Regions from separate parts of the Homo sapiens genome. Here all the other regions are linked to region 1. A link is a contact called in ENCODE Hi-C or POLR2A ChIA-PET data. All regions are on one chromosome and are shown on one strand. The core of a region is the stretch at or near the end of the contact, and the rest is flanking DNA. Distances in the headings are between cores, read along the strand shown.

The links. Hi-C counts contacts between places; a loop is a spot of excess contacts on that map. ChIA-PET counts read pairs that join two places held with the same protein, here RNA polymerase II (POLR2A). Pooled maps may share reads with other maps.
Region 2: a pooled map shows a loop between it and region 1 (6-fold over the local background). The contact joins the promoter of CCDC134 here to the promoter of TOB2 in region 1. A Hi-C loop is called at or near these places in 6 of 50 pooled maps. POLR2A ChIA-PET finds 5 or more read pairs at or near these places in 5 of 52 experiments (B cell, CD4-positive, alpha-beta memory T cell, GM12878 and 2 more).
Region 3: a loop to region 1 is called in a map of naive thymus-derived CD4-positive, alpha-beta T cell, with 4 times the contacts of the local background. The contact joins the promoter of CENPM here to the promoter of TOB2 in region 1. A Hi-C loop is called at or near these places in 1 of 168 maps with a recorded cell type or tissue (naive thymus-derived CD4-positive, alpha-beta T cell), 12 of 37 single-sample maps with no recorded cell type and 13 of 50 pooled maps. POLR2A ChIA-PET finds 5 or more read pairs at or near these places in 2 of 52 experiments (PC-9 and naive thymus-derived CD4-positive, alpha-beta T cell).
Region 4: a loop to region 1 is called in a pooled map, with 5 times the contacts of the local background. The contact joins the enhancer-like site here to the promoter of TOB2 in region 1. A Hi-C loop is called at or near these places in 7 of 50 pooled maps. POLR2A ChIA-PET finds 5 or more read pairs at or near these places in 2 of 52 experiments (GM12878 and activated naive CD4-positive, alpha-beta T cell).
Region 5: a loop to region 1 is called in a pooled map, with 30 times the contacts of the local background. The contact joins the promoter of SREBF2 here to the promoter of TOB2 in region 1. A Hi-C loop is called at or near these places in 2 of 37 single-sample maps with no recorded cell type and 14 of 50 pooled maps. POLR2A ChIA-PET finds 5 or more read pairs at or near these places in 3 of 52 experiments (BJ, CD4-positive, alpha-beta T cell and T-cell).
Region 6: a loop to region 1 is called in a pooled map, with 11 times the contacts of the local background. The contact joins the enhancer-like site here to the promoter of TOB2 in region 1. A Hi-C loop is called at or near these places in 10 of 50 pooled maps. POLR2A ChIA-PET finds 5 or more read pairs at or near these places in 5 of 52 experiments (AG04450, B cell, HEK293 and 2 more).

Annotation. Positions count from the first base shown.
Region 1 is chr22:41,445,350-41,448,176 of GRCh38, reverse strand. It overlaps TOB2 (transducer of ERBB2, 2), which reads left to right and starts at 1,376. Exons shown (of 2, transcript NM_016272.4): 1 at 1,376-1,798. LOC105373043 (a long non-coding RNA gene) reads right to left here and starts at 1,232. Exons shown (of 2, transcript XR_938274.2): 1 at 145-1,232; 2 at 1-58. RefSeq lists a silencer at 245-344 and enhancers at 215-910, 915-1,164, 911-1,606.
Region 2 is chr22:41,799,216-41,802,171 of GRCh38, reverse strand. It overlaps CCDC134 (coiled-coil domain containing 134), which reads right to left and starts at 1,493. Exons shown (of 7, transcript NM_024821.5): 1 at 1,406-1,493. MEI1 (meiotic double-stranded break formation protein 1) reads right to left here. Exons shown (of 31, transcript NM_152513.4): 31 at 2,718-2,918. The coding sequence ends at 2,873. RefSeq lists silencers at 1,471-1,530, 2,121-2,210 and enhancers at 1,681-1,760, 1,831-1,910, 1,686-2,672.
Region 3 is chr22:41,945,620-41,948,430 of GRCh38, reverse strand. CENPM (centromere protein M) reads left to right here and starts at 1,279. Exons shown (of 6, transcript NM_024053.5): 1 at 1,279-1,411; 2 at 1,935-2,014; 3 at 2,426-2,518. The coding sequence starts at 1,355. It also overlaps a transcript of SMIM45 not described here. RefSeq lists an enhancer at 1,266-1,475.
Region 4 is chr22:41,779,946-41,782,658 of GRCh38, reverse strand. MEI1 (meiotic double-stranded break formation protein 1) reads right to left here. Exons shown (of 31, transcript NM_152513.4): 23 at 1,265-1,375; 24 at 814-974. Among named protein-coding and RNA genes, the nearest start is that of CCDC134, 19 kb to the left of the region's middle. RefSeq lists enhancers at 984-1,033, 1,184-1,283, 1,294-1,343. Within about 2 kb of position 1,403, at least 12 of the 41 ENCODE cell types and tissues checked have a DNase peak (open chromatin) inside an H3K27ac peak, as active enhancers do; they include GM12878, where a contact is called at or near this core.
Region 5 is chr22:41,831,832-41,834,809 of GRCh38, reverse strand. SREBF2 (sterol regulatory element binding transcription factor 2) reads right to left here and starts at 1,705. Exons shown (of 19, transcript NM_004599.4): 1 at 1,452-1,705. The coding sequence starts at 1,539. CCDC134 (coiled-coil domain containing 134) reads right to left here. Exons shown (of 7, transcript NM_024821.5): 7 at 2,646-2,978. SREBF2-AS1 (SREBF2 antisense RNA 1) reads left to right here and starts at 145. Exons shown (of 2, transcript NR_157279.2): 1 at 145-367; 2 at 830-2,978. RefSeq lists silencers at 1,012-1,401, 1,462-1,801 and enhancers at 1,580-2,236, 1,842-2,351.
Region 6 is chr22:41,021,400-41,024,099 of GRCh38, reverse strand. No RefSeq gene overlaps it. Among named protein-coding and RNA genes, the nearest start is that of SNORD140, 51 kb to the left of the region's middle. RefSeq lists an enhancer at 1,151-1,727 and a silencer at 1,157-2,386. Within about 2 kb of position 1,444, at least 39 of the 41 ENCODE cell types and tissues checked have a DNase peak (open chromatin) inside an H3K27ac peak, as active enhancers do; they include B cell, where a contact is called at or near this core.

The DNA.
Region 1 (2,827 bases), core at 127-2,626:
AACTTTCGGATCTCGCCACCCAACGTGGGGATGGCGGCTGCTGCTGGGCCGGAACCGTCTGGAATGACAAAAAAGGTGTGGGCGGGAGGGGAGAACTGGGAAATGGGAGATCTAAGGAGGGACCGGGGAGAAGACCTCACTCACAGTCCCCCGGGGGCTCCAGACTGCATCTTCCGGCACTCCTGTCTGCCTGTGACCGCAGAACACGGCCCTCCCTCCCCCTGGCTCTGTGTCCCGCACACTCACAGAGGCAGAGCAGCCCGCGTGGCCAGAGCCGGGGGAGGGGGCCTCAGCGCGCGGGCCTGGCGCGCCCAGTCCCGGGTTCGCGGAGCCTCGCTCCGCCGCCCGAGGGGCCGTAGTGGGTGCGAGCCTTGCGCCCGTTGCACGGTCAGGGGCCACCCCACGCCGGCGGGACTGCGACTAGAAGAAATGTGGGGCTCTCCCGCGTGCCCCACACTGGGGTCGCTGGCCAGAAAGAGCAAACAAGAGTTGGGAGAGGGGCTGCGCCCGCGCGCCTGCGCAGAGCCAGAGCCGGCCCTCCAGGCTGCAAGGAAAGGAGCGCCAGAGGCGGTGAGGGGAAGGTCCTTTGTGGCACTCGGCTAGTTTCACGGCCGTCAGCCTCGTCCTCGGCTCCTCTTACTCCCGCACAGCGTGGCCCAGGCCCCAGAGTCTCCCTCGCCTTTCTTTCGACGTTGAGCCCCCCGAGGAATCACAAGGCGCTCGGAAGACTCATGCCTGCCCGAAACGGGTCCGAAATGTTTCCAGAGCCCGCGTCGTCCCCTCAGTTCCCCCTCCCGCAGAGGCCGTAACGGGGCGATGCTATCGCCGCGGACACGGCCAGACGCTCGGAGCTGGAGGGAAGGCCCCGGGAAACGGCTCGGGCAAACGTCCGAACCATGGGCTCCGAGGCAGGTGCAGGGCGGACGACTCAGCGGGGGGTTTCCGGCGGGCATGGTGACTCCCTCCCCTCCCCCGCGATACTCGTCCCCCAAACACAACTAAAGGGAGAGTGCACTGTGCCCGGCTCGTGAGCAACCCGGCCCCAGGTGGTCCCCGGCCCTCACGGAGCGCCCCTGGGAGAACACCTCACACGACGCGCACAAGTTCAGAGTGGTATGGGAATGAAGGAAAGGAGTGCGGCGCGGCGCTGTGACAGGGAGGGGAAGACGGGGAGCCGGACGCACGACCGGCGAGCACAGAAGGGCACAGGAGCTGCTCCGCGAGATACCAGCGAGCTGAGGCGCGGGGCTGGCTGGGAAGTAGTCCCGGCCGGGCCCTGGCCCCGCCCCTGCAGGGCGGAGGGACGCATCACGCAGGGGTGGGGAAGCCGGATCCGTGCGCAGGGTTGCTAAGGGTGAAACTTTTCATTGACTTTGCTCACTTCGGGCCGGGGCGCGGGAAGGTGCGGGTTGTTGGCTGAGGCAAGCCGTGGCTCGGGCGACGCGGGGCCAGGAGGGCAGGACCGTCTGCCGGCGACAGCCCATACCGTCTGCCGTTGCGCGACACGAACCACCCTCCGATCCGCCATCCCCGCGTCGTCGCCGCTAGTCCGCCCGCCCGCCCTCGGGCCCCCCGCTGCCGAGCCCGACCTCCTAAGAGCTGAAAGAAATTATTGAGAGTCATAGTCCATAGCCCCCTGCTTCGTCCCCCAACCCTCAACGACGAAAAGGACTTCGGTCCCCTGGCCCGGCGACGCCCGGGAAGGAAAGGAGAGCGACCTCCGCCCCGCGCTCAGGCCACCCTGGAGGGAGAAGCCGCCCCGCGGCCGGTAGAGCGCCCCGCCGCCGCGGAGACCCGAGTGAGTGAGTTGGGGGGCGTGCGGGCGGGGGGCCCGCCCCGAGACCCAGCCGGCCGGACTACCTCTTCCACCCCGCCCCACTCCCGCTTTGCTGGACTCTCCACGTTGCTGCCGCTCCCTCCCCGCCTGGCCAGCATTTTCTTTCCCCATCCAGCTTCCCTCCAGACCCCACTTTCCCCAGCTCCTCTTCTCACGCCATCTGTGCTCCTGGGGTGCCCAAGAGCTCCTTTTTCTCCCAGTTCCAAGAGTGGCCCTCTCCTGGGTGGGGTGCATTTCCTCCCTTCCCCGCCTCCCCCGGTTCTTTATATCCTAGCTACTCGCTAGATCTTCCTTGTTCTCCAAAGAAACATAACTCCCCCCACCGTTAAATAAATCCGAGGAAGGAAGGGGATCCAGGCCTTGTTTTTCTGCTTCTTTTCCCGTGTGCAGGGAAGGGGGGTGGTAATTGTTAATAGACTCTATTTCTGGCTCTGTGGAGCCTGAAGGGTGGAGGGTGGACACCCCCTTTGGCGACGGGACAGGTCAGTGGAGATTGTCCTTGGGCCACTGAGCCAGAGTTCACCGTTTCGGCTGAGCTCTTTATACTCTTAAGTGTTTTAATGGAAAATTGGGCAGAAAAAAGTACCCTTAGAGCAGTGCCAGTGAGTGGATTCTGCTTATCTTGGTAAGGTGCCTGCGAGGTGGGGCCCTACCCCCAAACTCCTTCCCCTCCTGTCCGGAGGATGAACTGTGCCCTTGACCACCAGAAATCTGGGAGGGGAAGGAGGGTGCAGAGAGGAGGCACAGCCGGCAGGCCCTCTCCCTCCCCCAGGAGAAACCAGAACCCCGCACAGCAAGCTTCAGCTTGGGGACGGGTGGAGGCCAGTCTCTGGTGCTACTCCGTATCTAAACGGTCTTTTTCTCCTTCTTACCCACCGTACCCTGGGAATGGGTCCTTCATCTCTGATTTTCCGGCAGAAAAACAATCCTATTGCTTTCTTGGGCTTCTACCCCCATCCCTCCGTGAAGCATAGGGGGAAAGAAGCTTGT
Region 2 (2,956 bases), core at 244-2,743, 350 kb before region 1:
AAGAACAACAACTCTGACAAATAAAACCGAGGAAGGTTGTGAAAAGAGGGTTCTTATGCACAAATGACTGATAACAAGATCACAAAAAATGCAAAAACCACAACCCTGCACAAAGGCCACTGCAAACTTACACAGAAAAATCTTTCTGTGAGGACATCTGCCCTGCAACTGCCTGTCCAACCTCAGACTAGCACCACTCTTGCTATTCATCCTTGTAGCCAAGGATAACTATCTCAAAATAATCATGTAATCCTCATTTTTCCTTTTCAAAACCTTTGTCTTCCTTTACCTCCCCAAATACGTACACAGGTTACTATGGCACACATATTGTCACTACAATGTCTATTCCCAAGTAAACATCATTTTTTTAGAGTCTCTCACTCTGCTATTTAGGTTGACAGTACCTACCACACTCTAGGCACTGTTCTAGAGGCGGGAATACAGCAATAAATAAGCAAAAATCTCTGCACTCATGGTACTTGTCTCTAGTAGGGATAAGAGTTGATCAATAAACTTGTAAAATAAGCACAGAGGGATGAGAGGGTGTCGGTCAGGTACAAGATTACATAAAGTGGTCAGGAGAGGTCTCACACTCAGATTACAACTCCCCAATGTTACCAATGTGAAATCAAGGCACAGAAAAATGAGGTGACTGCCCAAAGTCACACAGCTATTCCCAGGCTGAACCAAGTGTCTGTTTGGCTCTAAGTCCAGTGCTCTGTCTTCTGACTCTTTGTAAATGAGCACAGGCTACCTGAGATCAGAGCTGGCTACTGAACTACCAGGACACCTGCCCCAGGGGAGAGATGCTCAGTTACAGACAGTGAGGGGCTGCAGAGATCATCCGGAGAACCCCCTACCCCCAAGCAGACGAGATAAGTGAAACCTAGAGAAGGAATAGTCCAAGTTCACCCAGGACCCTCCACATTCCACCTCCTGCTCCAAACTCAAGGGAACCAGAACCAGGCTAGGGCAAAACTTTAGGGGCCAAGGAGAATACCAGACAGCTGGCAATGACTGAAGCAGGTAGTGGGAAAGAAAAGCCAGAACAGCAGCCTGCGGGACAGGTCCTGCTTTCTCTACTGTTAAACTCACTTTTTCAGCCTCTCAATCCCGATCCTGCCGTATGCGTCACCCGGAGCTCCTCCTGGCTCAGCATGAGGCTCTGAACTCCTGCAGAGGTACCAGGTAGTGGCGGGCCTTGAGCCAGCTACCGGGGTCGGGGGCCCAGGTGGTTGACCCCGAGCCTTCGGAGCTCCCGGAGGAGGGAGCGAGCCTTCTCAAGGAACAGAGGCGTCCAGGTCCACGAAACTCCCTCCCCACCACCTGCAGCCGGTTCGAGGCCCTCGGTTCTCTCATTATCCTTCCCGGGAACCTGCAGCCCGCGGCCCCTACAGCCACCTACCTGGCCAGTCGGTGCAGGAAGGGCAGGTGGCCGAGTCCTGTGCGAGCAGCTAGGCTCGAAGGTCCAACAGGCTAACAGCAAAGCAACTGAAAGCGGGAGCAAACGGCTAGCAACCGAGCGCAGACCGCCGAGCTCCGTCCCGCCCACCGCGCTGCTCCCGGCCAATGAGCGCGAGCCGCCACTGCGGGGCTCCGCTAGCCTCACTTCCGGCCCCGCTCCACCGCCCCTGCCTGCCCCTCCAGGCTCTGGCGTGCCTCCAGCGCGCTGTGGGCACCATCCTCGTCCTGTCCCTCCTGCGGGCCCTGGGTACGTGGCCCTGGATTTAGCTTGTGTTGGAGGAAGTTAAATCTGTGGGTGGGGTCTGTGCCCAATTTAAGGCGTGAATCAGCAAACTGGGGTCCCAGCTCCTGTCGGCCGGGCGACCTTCTGCGCGCCCTCCCTGAAACTGTGTCGTCGTCTGTGGCCGAGTTTTTAAACTTTAGATCGCAACGTGAGTTTAGTGGGCGGTGACTAGCACTTTTGTTCTTCTTTAAGGACCTCAGAGACTCAGTGCAGGATTCGGGCATCCCCTCCTTGCCCCTCCGGTCCACCAACTAATAAGCCAAGTGCGGCGGGGGCTTCCTCGTCCGTTCGTTAGGCCGAGTGCAGCCCCACTTTTGCGCAGGATCAGGACAGTCAGACCCGAGAAGGCAGCGTGGCGTGGCCATCTCCGGGCCCGGGGCCCCTGCCGGGCGGGAAGGGAGCTGGAGGCCCGGTCTGGGCTGAGCTCCCCAGAACAGGCGCAGGGCAGGCACTGTCGAGCGCAGACCTCATGCCGGGGACCAAGCTGGACATGCATTCCCAGGATCTACCCACGAGGGTGCATAAACACCAGTTCTGATGACGGCTGTACGGGAAGGGACAGAGGTGACCTACTTTAGCCAGACAAGGGCTGAGGCTGGGACAGTTTCGTTCTGATAGGAAAGCTGAGAATTTGACCCTCCTTGCCTGGAAAGTTTACCTCTATCCACCTCCACGTGAGGCGAGGGAGCAGGTCAAGTGCCTCTGGGAGCTGTTGAATCGCAGCAGCCCCAACCCCTAGGCCTTTCTCTGCCCTGCCAGCCCCAGGATGGCCTGACTGGTGTTCTCTGAGTACAGCTGAGGCACCCAGCTGACTCCTTGAATGCTGTTACAAGAACAAATCCTGTCCCGTCCCTCCTTCCCTGAGGAGGCCATCAGTCTCCTTGCTGAAACAATCCCTTATCCAACTGGCTGAGAAACCAGCTCCTGGTAGACAAGGTAGTACAGTGTTTTTGGAGAGCTCGCGCAGGTATGTGAGTGTATCATTTTATTTCCTTATTCTATTTCAACAATAGAGTATATGGCTCCATATGAATAGCTTCAGCTGTCATCCATTTCCCCAACAATTATGCCCTTTGTCTCCAGGTCTCATTCTCTCTCCACTTCTGGGCCTTCAAGTCCTGAGGATCAGTTTCTGATGTGGGACAGGGATACAGCCACCCCTCCCAGGCAGCTGGCAGCAAAACATGAGAGGAAAACAGCAGAGAAGTG
Region 3 (2,811 bases), core at 30-2,529, 500 kb before region 1:
AGTTATTACAACAATGAACACACTGTTATCATTGTCTATCCCACCCCCATCAAACTAAGTTAATCAATAATGTCTGATTCAACTGACTTCCTAGGGTAGGGCATTGGGTCTGGGCATAGGAAATGATGAATGAATGACTGCTGAGAATGAATGGATGAATGTAATCCATCCATTCACTCAACAAATATTTATTAACTACGATGTACCAGGGACTTTTAGAGTGCTGGACATACAAAGTGACAAAGTCTCTAACCTCTTGTTTCTTACATTTTAGATGTAGAGACAGTGAACAAGTTATTATATAACTGTTGGCAGAACCAGTTTGCTATGGGCCCTGAGCGTCCCTGCATGTTCTTGCTGGGTATGTCAAGAAAGCAAGACCCTGACAGCTCTGTACTCAGGCTGTGTTTGCAGCAAGGAACCTTGAAAGATGAGGTAAAGTCTCCCATTGGACAAAGAACAGCATGCTTACCACTCACTGTAAAAGCAGTCAATTGGCAGGGCCTGCTGGTGTGCAGCGGTAGTCCCAGCTACTCAGGAGGCTGAAGCAGGAGGGCTGCTTGAGGCCAGGAGTTTACGACCCACCTGGGCAACATGGCCAGATCCCCATGGTGGCACTTGCCTGTAGTTCCAGCTACTCAGGAGGCTAAGCCAGGAAGATGACTTGAGCCCAGGAGTTTGAAGCTGTAGTGAGCTATGATCGTGTCACTATAGTCCAGCCTGGGCAACAAAGTGACGCTCCAAAAAAAAAAAAAAAAAAAGGGCCAGGCACGGTGGCTCACGTCTGTAATCTCAGCACTCACTTTGGGAGGCCGAGGCGGGATCACTTGAGGCCAGGAGTTTGAGACCGGCCTGGGCAACTTGGAGAAACCCCGTCTCTACTAAAAATAAAAAAATAAGTCGGGCGTGGTGACGCGCGCCCGTAGTCCCAGCTCCTTGGGAGGCTGAGGCAGGAGAATCGCTTAAACTCGGGAGGCAGAAGTTGCAGTGAGCCGAGATTGCGCGCATTGCACTCCAGCCTGGGCCACAAAGCGAGACTCTGTCTCAAAAAAAAAAAAAAAAAGTACTGTGTATGAGCATGAATGAATGAAAGTGAACAAAGGAATCACTAAAAACCTGCTTACTGTGGAGCGTGGAACCAAAGGCCTGTCCACCACGTGTTCCACGGGTAGCGCTGGAACGCCCCTCAGAAAAGGAGATAAAGGTTCGGTTCCTTTAAGAGGCCCCGTCCCGTCCCGCGAAGCCCCGCCTATAAGGAGGCACGTGCCCCCAGGCCGCGCTCTAGGGGCTGGACTCAGGGCGGTTTGAAAGATCGGCGCGCACCGCAGGAGCAACGGTTGGTCCTGCGGCTGTGATGTCGGTGTTGAGGCCCCTGGACAAGCTGCCCGGCCTGAACACGGCCACCATCTTGGTAGGTGCAGGCGGCCCTGCTTCCCCCGCCGGTTTTTCCTCCTGGGCGGTGCTTCAGCCACTAGGTCAACTGAGCTCTCTGAGGCGCCAAGCCAGCGCGCGCTACCGTGGCGGGGGCGGGGAATAGGCGGAGAGCCATGCTCTGAACCAATTGGAGTAGCCGCTCTCTGAGGTTGAGGGACGCACCCACCAATAGGTGCTCGGCGGACCCTTTCCCAGCTTCTGATTGGCGAGTTCCCGCGCCTGGAATTGGTTTTCCCGCGTCTGGGGGTCTGGCCTCCTGGAGAGGCCGGCGGTGGGAGCGAGGGTCGGGTAGTAGAGAGTGCGGTGCCCACAGGCCTGCAGCGGGTCCAAACCTCAGGCCCCCAGCCCGTGCCGCTTCGCGGGGTCCACTTCTCGGGAAATGTCCTCCGAGCCGCCTGCTGGCGGTGTCCCGATCCCCCCGGGAGTGGGTCGAAGGGCCAGGCCCTCCCCAGGGGGTGCTGTGCCTAGGGCTCGACTGTCCGCTCTCTCTCCCTGCGCAGCTGGTGGGCACGGAGGATGCTCTTCTGCAGCAGCTGGCGGACTCGATGCTCAAAGAGGACTGCGCCTCCGAGCTGAAGGTGTAAGTAGCCGCGGCTGTGGCCTGGGCCCACGTGTCTCTCACTCCAGAGGGATTCGGTCCTAGCTGCTAAACTCCGAAGCCCAGCGCCCCCTCCTCTGAGGCTGGTCCTTCTCCCAGCATGCAGCGTAGCTGGCTAGTCCCATGCCGTCTTATATCCCAACCTCCCCTTGCCGAGGTGGTGACTAAACAGAGCCCGTTTCTGGCAGAGGGAATCAGACAGGAGTAATCTGAATAGGACCGGACCTGTCCTGCCTCTGTGCTGGCCCAAGGAGTCGTGGCCACAAGAGCCTCGGGTGGCTAGGATGAGGTGGGGAGCCCTTGACGGCCTCTTTCCACATGAAGGGCAGCATTTAAACGGTCGCTATGAGGGGGGTACGGATATCTTGAGTCCTGCAATTTCCTGTTTTTCAGCCACTTGGCAAAGTCCCTCCCTTTGCCCTCCAGTGTGAATCGGCCCCGAATTGACCTGATCGTGTTTGTGGTTAATCTTCACAGCAAATACAGGTGAGAGCCAGAGGAAGGGGCAGTCAGGGCTCAGGCAGGCCTGGCTCAGGACTGTGCTGAGACGGTGACCTAACTTGTGATGGGAAGTGGTGAGGATGGGAGAGGCTGGCTGAGGTCAATCTGTAAGGTGAGGAGAGAGGAGCCAGTGGTCAGTGCACAATGTTTAAAATACACAACGGCCGGGCACAATGGCTCACACCTGTAATCCCAGCACTTTGGGAGGCCAAGGTGGGCAGATTGCCCGAGACCAGCCTGGGCAACATGGTGAAACCCCGTCTCTACTAAAATACAAA
Region 4 (2,713 bases), core at 154-2,653, 330 kb before region 1:
CCCCTCTAGAGGCCAAAGTTTAAAACTCATGTCACTTCTGTGTGCCCATCACTAGATTGGCACAGTATTGGGCGCAGTGTGAGGATACCACAGAGGCTAGCAGATGGTTTCCATGAGAAGTAGCCCACAGAGGAGCTCACGCAGGGCACTGTGATGACAAGGCCCTACAAGAGGGAGGGGCTGAGGGGAAGGAGGTGCTCTGTGGATAAGTCCACTGCTCTCCTCTTCCCTGCATCACCTTCTCGAACAGTAATAATGACAGTTAACCATGTGTGGCATTCCACGGCTTGCCATGCTGCACTTTAAGGTCGCAGGCTGGCTTCTGCCTCCCCGTCTGGTCTTTTCTGCTCCATTCATTCCCCACCTTCTCATCACACAGAGCACCTCACCACTCCCCAAATATACAGAGCATGTCCTGAATTTGTGCAGCTTCATGCCTTTGCTCATATTGTTCTCTCTACTTGGAATGCCTTCTCCCACTATCTTTGCTGAGTACAATCTTATCCTTAAAGACTACAAGTTCCCTAAGGGTAGGACACATGCTATATTCATTTTTTATTCCTCTGTGCCAAGAATAGAGCCTGGAGTGTAGGTAAACCTTATGTGTTAAGTGGATTAATATGAAACAACCTCACAACAATCCTGAGATGTTTTCCCCATTTTGTAGGAAAGGAAACTGAGCTCAGAAAGGGTAAATACCTTGCCAAGGTCACACAGCTAATAAGCCCCCAGAGCTGGGACCAGAACTCAGGATCTTCAACACTCCTTTGAGTGCCACCCCATGCCTCAAAGCCACAGGAGTTAAAGACTAACCTGCAAACTGCCCTTGTGCTGCTGGGCAGAGAAGGAGGCAGTGAGCAGCCAGGCAGAGCAGAGGAGTGCAGTCCTGGGAGAATCTGCCTTTGCCAAGGTGAGGGCCAGCATCTTCTCCAGAAGCTCCATCAGGCCTGTGCTGCTCAGGAGCACTGCAGCAGCTGTCGGGGGTGGGCAAGGCAGGGCCCACAGGAGTTACAGAGGAGCTTCAGCTAAGTGCCACTATGGTGCTTAGCACCTGATTGGGGCTTCACAAACAAACAGAGGATCATCCTGAGGCTCTAAGGGTCCCAGCTTCATAACAGAAGCTCAGGTTATTAGAGCCAGAAAGGACCTTATGACCACCAGCCACACACACAACCCTATTTGTTTTTTTAAGATGAAAAAGTTGAGATACAGAGGACCACAGACTGCCCAGCACTCTTCACTGTCCCAGCCCGGGCCCCTGCACCTCTTTTCTGACTGCTGGGTGTGGTCTGATGAAGGCTCCAATACAGGAAGTTGAAGGAGGGCTGCAGGATGTCCACGTCAGTGGGGCTGCACTTCCCACACAGCTTGCTTACTGCAAGAGATGAAAGTCCCCAGTCGGCCTGTCGCAAAACACTCACACTTGTCATAGGTGGTAGCCTGCGACTGGCTATTTCAGATGTCAGTCTTGGGGAGCAAGCACAAACTAAGTATCCCTGATATTACAACCAATGGAAAGAAACACAGTGACAAACCTTAAGGCACATTCACACCCTCCATCTAGACAAACATCAGGCAAGCAGCCTACAGCTGCACATCACAGAAAGACTTTAGGATTTCAAAGGGATCCATCCTGTGAACATCGTCACCACCTTCCCAAGGGAACTTTAACAGTCGAATGAAGTGCAGTTCCCTGCACTTGCCACATCCCCTCTCTCACATCACTTCATTTAGCTAACTCCTCTTGTCCCCGTCAGCAATCAAGATTCAGCTCAGGCCTCCGCAGTGGCTTACGCCTGTAATCCCAACACTTTGGGAGGCAGAGGCAGGCAGATTGCTTGAGCCCAGGAGTTCAAGACCAACCTGGGCAATGTGGTGAGACCCCGTCTCTCCACAAAAAAATACAAAAAATTAGCTGGGCATGGTGGCACACACTGGTAGTCCCAGCTACTCGAGAGGCTGAGGTGGAAGGATCGCCTGAGCCCGAGAGGTAGAGGCTGCAGTGAGCAGTTATCATGCTATTATACTTCAACCTGGGTGACAGAGTGAGACCCTGTCTCAAAAAAAAAAAAAAAAAGAAAAGAAAAAAATTCAGCTCAAAGTTCATCTCCCCCTTGAAGCCTTCCTTAACCTCTCAAGGCAAGATTAGATGTGCTTCTGCATTCTCCCAGGCCTCATCAGTGCAACATTACACTGTAGATATCTATAGAACATATCCCTTTACTCTTGGGAACTCCCACTTCCCATCTCCCTATCCCCATCCTAATATGAAACCTACCTACAGCTCCATTCACTTTTTGGCAGCCACATCACACCCTGACTTCGGTGCTCACCCAGACAAGCAGGTCTCAGCTCCCTCCCACACCAGTACCTCCACCCCGAACCACAGTCCTCTACTCTCTGCTGTCATATAGAAGTGCTCAAGGATTATATGTAAATGTCCTATTACATTTCATGTGTGGGTTTCAGCCTGTTACTCCCTGTCAGAGGCTCTTCTGAAGGCTGAGTTTGTCACACACAGATCCCCCTCCTAGCTTAGTGTCAGCCTTGATCTCACAGACAGGCTGGTGATGACTGGCACCAGGCTGAGGCCATCTGCAATGCGTCCCCAGTGGCCTTTTTTTGAATCTGACACTGATGTTCTCATGAGGTGGACTGGGCTCCAGGCAGGGAAGATGCCCCATCTTCACCTGTGGCTACAGGAGCTGGGGGG
Region 5 (2,978 bases), core at 456-2,955, 390 kb before region 1:
ATCCCCCATTTGTTAACCCATTTCTGTATTTAGAAGCACTTAGCAAAGAGTCTGTGGTTAGAACTGGGGCTTCAATTAAGGGTCTTATCACACTGCCCACATGACCAAAATGGAAATCAAGGACAAACCAAGGGGAGAAATATTACAAAAGCAAAATGGGAAAATGGCAAACAGATCCTTTTCAATTAGCTGCTGCATTTATCTCTTCCCCCAAAAGAGAATCTTCTGCTGCTTCTGCTTCTTCATCTGCACAACGGGGATGTAGCCATCATACATGCCTGCAAGGCTGTAGTGAGATCCTGGACATGAAAGCATTCTGAAAACTGAAAAGTACAATGCACCTGTGTTTCTGCCTAAGCTCTCTAAGGTGAGTGGCCTTAGATAAGTCAACATCTCCTGGCCTCGGCTTCTTTAATTACCGTATTAAAATAGAGGTAATAAGAGTATCTCACAGGATTGTTGTGAGGAAGAAGTGAAATAATACAAAGCATTTTGGGGCCTAAACATAAGAGTGCAACTATCCAGTTAATAAGATTACTAGCCTAGTCAACTGGACTCTTTCTTGAAAGGAGGGGTATAAAAAAACCAATACTGGCCAAGGAACTGCAAGAACTAGGCTCTAACCAGCTGGGTGACCTTGAGCAAGCCGCTGACCCTCTCCAAATCGTTGTTCCCGTGGTCGCAAAATTAGTATTTTAAGAGTGGATCCCTGGGCTCCTACCAGCTCTTCCACTCCGCTGTTAAGGCGCTGGAACAAAGGCCACCCGCTCCCCAGCCCGTACCCGAGGGGCCACAACTCAAAATTTCTTCTGCTCAATTCCCCTTGCAGCGTGACAGCAGGAGCGCCCGGGTCTCCATCCCGGAGAGATGTGTCCACACTCCGCCGCCACTGCTCTCTTCATCAGCAACTTGCTTCTGCAGTCGCTGCCCAAAGTTTCGCGGAGCACCCGGCGACCTGGCCGTCGGTCAATCCTGAGAAGCCCAGGGATTCGGGGCGCGGAGACTGGGGGCTGGGCCCCGGGAATCCCAAAGACGTCCCCGCGGCCAGGAAGGGAGTGACAGGTGCGACGCGCGGTCGCGGGCGGCGGGAGAGCGGACCACGGAAACCGCGTGTGGGCGCGCGAGGGAGGCGGCGGCCACGCGCTCTCCTTAGGCCGCTCCCTGAGACGCCCCCGCGACGTCCCTAGCCCCGCGCTCTGGAACCCGCGACCCTCGCGCCGCTTTCGGCCCCGCGGCGCCCCAGATCCCACGGCCTCCCGGAGCGGCGCAGCTGGGTCGGGCTCACGCTCGCAGCGCCGGAAGGGTTGAGGACCGCCGGGGGCACCGTGCGCACGGGGTTCTTCCCGCGCGAACCGGGGCTGTCGGGGGGTGGGCGCACGCGCACCCGGGCGCGCCGCCGTAACCCCTTCCTCCCCGCGCGGCCCCCGCACTCCCACCCACCCACCACTCACCGTCGATGTCTCCCAGGGTCAGCTCGTCGCCCAGCTCCGTGAGGGTCTCCATGGTCTCCAGACCACCCAGCTCGCCGCTGTCGTCCATCGCCCGGCTCAGCGCAGAAGCCCCCCCTGCCGTCCCGCTCAGGGAGACGCGGGGGCGGTGCCGTCGCCACCGCCCATGACACCCGACAACCCCCGCCCGGCACCGCCTCACCGACGGGTGCCACCCGCCGCCATGTTTGCGTTGCGCCCGGGCGCCGCACAGAAAGGGCGGGGCGGGATTCCCCCGCCCCAGCCCGCGCCCCCTGCGGCCCCGCCTCCAGGCCGCGCGCCCCCCTGTTTGTTGTCAATGGGACCAGGCTCATCTCAGCCAATGGGCGAGCGAAGCGGTGCGTGGGGTGATGGCGCGTCATCGATCAGCAGCTCAGATTTGCATAGTGAGGTCCCTCCCCCCGCGGCCTCGGAGCGAATGCCTGGAGTAGCCGTCCGGTCATCATCTTAACCTTCTCCGCCTTGTTTAAAGGAGCCGCTGCCTTCTCCGTTGGATCTGCGCCACACGCAAGTCCGTCCACTGGCCTGGGAGTGAAGGGTTAACAGGCCACCCTCCACCTGCGACCGCTGGCCGCCTCCAGGCCTGGCTGGGAGCACATTACGTCATCTTCCCAGCTGCCTACCCCCGCCCTGCCCGCCTGAGAAAGCCAGCGGAGTCAAACCTGGACCCCAGCGCTCGGGACGGGAGTCCGGGTCATCCAAGTCCCGCTTCTCCCAGCCTCCTTACAAAGGCGGGCACGGAGGCTTGACAAGGTTGCAGATTGTCCCAGGGCGGTCAGGATTTTACGTCTTCTGCTTTGCACCCGCCGTGACCTCGCGCTTACTCCAGTGGTCCTCAATCTCTGGCACCTCGGAACCACTGAGGACCTGAAAACCACGCCAGTGCCCAGGCCCACCGACGGCCTCCTGAGAGGGGGGCCCCGGGCACGAGTTTTTTGAAAAAGTTCCACCGGGATTCTGAAGTGCAGCCCACCCACTCCTTCAAGCACCTCACTGCCCCATCTTGCAGCTGGTCGTGTTGTAAACTTCTAGGAATTTATCCAAAGGAATAAAAATTACAAGTGCTTAAAGAAGTGCTGTAACTAGGAAGAAGTGAGAATAAGGAAATGAATATGTAAATTACATCCACACGATGGAATACCATGGGATCATTAAAAATTACGCACACAAATGTATATTTATTAGCAAGAAAAGGCGTTCACAATATATTGATAAAAGGGAAAAGTTGAAGTTTCCTGCCAGTTTGTGAGAGGCAGCTGTTGCTTAGTGATCAATAATTAAGAACACACAGGCTGTGTGGAGGCAGACACATGGATCCACTAATTCACTGTGACCTTGGGTTAATTGTTCTAAGCCTCAGTTTAGTCATCTCTAAAATGGGGATAAAATAGCATCCCTCATAGCTGTGGTTAAGTGAGATTATTTGCACATTCAATTGACAATATTTATTGAACATCTCTGTGGCAGGGAAACAAATGGTTCCTGCCCTCT
Region 6 (2,700 bases), core at 195-2,694, 420 kb after region 1:
CAAGCCTGGGTGACAGAGCAAGACTCCGTCTCAAAAAATAAATAAATAGGCCGGGCACGGTGGCTCACGCCTGTAATCCCAGCACTTTGGGAGGCGGAGGCGGATGGATCACGAGGTCAGGAGTTCAAGACCAGCGTGGCCAACATGGTGAAACCCCATCTCTATTAAAAATACAAAAATTAAGCTGGGTGCAGTGGCTCACGCCTGTAATCCCGGCACTTTGGGAGGCCGAGGCGGGTAGATCACAATGTCAGAAGTTCAAGACCAGCCTGGCCAAGATGGTGAAACCCTGTCTCTACTAAAAAACAAATTAGCCAGGCATGGTGGCACATGCCTGTAGTTCCAGCTACTCAAGAGGCTGAGATGGGAGGATCACTTGAGCCCTGAAGGTGGAGGCTGCAATAAGTCTGGAAGACTGATAGAGACCCTGTATCAAAAATAAAATAAAAGGCAGCTCAGATGTAACATGGCCAAACCCTATTTTGATCTCTCCATTCTCTCATATCTGCTCCTTGCCCATTACAGTTAAGAACCCCTTCAACCAAGCCAGCGTCTCATCCTTGAAGCTCTCTTTTCCTCAAGTCCCCACTACAATCCATCAGCCAATCTGGTCACTTCCACCTCCAATTAGTTCCCTGAATCAGCCTCTTCTCATCAGCGCCACTGCCTCCACCCAGCTCAAGGTCTTACGTGGGCCACCTGATGTCCCAGAAAGCATGGGCACGGCTTACAGATATCACTTAAGTCTTTTCACTCCTTTAACCGCTTTTTAATTCTCTTTATCATCACCTAGGAACATTTTTATCTCCACTCTAACATTTTTATCTACCCGACTTTTAAAAGTTTTCTAAACAAACAATGGGCCTTTCATCCATTGTTTCAGGGGGCATATGCTGAAATATGACACGATGTCAGGGATTTGTTTCACAATAATAGGGAGGAACAGTGGGTAGGGGCTGGGGAAAGAAAAAAAAAACAGGATCAGGAGTTGCTCGTTCTGTGTGGGGGGATGCTCGCCAGGAGCTCACTTTACCATCCTGACTTTTGTTTATGTTCAAAATTCTCCATAATGAAAACCCGAGATTACCAACTCCTACGTAACTGACTTTACGGACAAGAACTCTTTTATCGGGTGCTTGAGGTCAGACCGAGTTACTGCGGTCTGCCAGCAGTGACAATTTAGTGAGGGCTTACTGCTATTAACAACTGTTAAGTGCGGCGCTGATAGGTAACAATGCTTGCGCTCCCAGCGGGGCAGGCACCGAGTGCTTCTTCGGAGGCGCTCCCGACCGCAGCCCAGGCACCCAGACCCCCGCCTGCTCCAGGCCGGCGCCCCGGGCACCTCGGCGGAAGCCGGGAGCGAGCGCAGCTCGGGAAGCCAGAGCTCCACCCTCCCCGAGGCCTTGCACGTGCAGCCCGGAGACTCCGCTGCGCGTCCCTCCCTGCCCCCACCGCGGGCACGTGACCTGCAGCCCTGGGGCCCGGGAGGACTGCGGCCGCGGAACGTCGTAGAGGATCAGGGAAGGTTCAGGGTCGACCTCCAGACTCAGTCCTTGGGTTGGGTGGCAGGGTGGGGGCACTAGGGTGGGGAGATCTCGAGTTTAGGCCATAAAAAAGATCAGAAAGAGAAGAGCCCGAGAGAGAGGTGGCCCACCTTGGCCCCGGAGCTTGGGAGGGCGGGTCCCGGCTGGGGTTCGTGGGATCTGGACCCACTCGCCCCCCGGGACGCGAGCGCGGCGGGGACCGGGCGCGCGAGGCTGCGCCGAGAGAGGGCGCCGGCCCAGGTGCGGCCTCTGGGTGTGGCCGAAGCCAGCCCAGGCGGCCCGGATTGTCGTCCTCTGCGGAAGCGGCCCGGGCGCGGGAGCCGCGGGCGTAGCCAGCTCCGGAGCCCCGCGCCTCCGCCGCCCCGCGCGCCCTTCCTTTGTGTCTCCCAAGCAGGGGTGAACGCAGACCACTTGGATTTGATTTTTCCGTGCGAGTTCCCTTTTTTCCAAGTTCGGGGCCCCTCCTTCCCCCAGCGGCGCGCGCCCCCGGGGTGTCCGCCCCCTCCCCCTCCGGCCCAGCCCTGGGCGGGGCAGACGCCCTTGGAGTCGGGAGAAAAGACTATCTGATTTCAAAACCGACGCGACCCGAGCTGGGCTGCGGAAATGGCGCCCATGTCCCGGCTCCGGCCAGGTCGTGATCAGGAGACAGGTGTGGCCCTGGGACCCGTTTGGAGAGCAGAGGGGACATAAGTGGGTGCTGGGGGCGGGGGAGCTTGTGGCCCTGCGGCCCCCGCCCAGCCCCCGCCGAGCCCCCGCCGCAGCATTTCGGAGCTGGGCGCGGCAAAGGAGGGCCGGGACGCAGGCAGAGCGGGGGTTGAGCGGGGCCTGCGGCAGGGAAACCGGGAGAAGCAGGAGGCCGGGCGGGGCGGGGCAGGACGGTTGAGTCCTTCATTGCTTCTATCACAGACTGAGGAGCCTCTCCCCACCGCAATCCCTTTATACTGGGTAGGGGTTCGAAGGCACAGGGACAGAGTATACAGGACACTGCTTGAGGCAGCGCGTCCACCCACCATCTGTGCGACCTCATCAAGTCACCTCTCTGAGCCTCAGTTTCCCGGTATAATGGAAACGGCAATTTTAAATGACACGTAAGTGCCTGGCACTCATTGAGCTCATCAAATGAAGAGCCCCGTCTCTGGGCCCCCTTGCCCCTGAG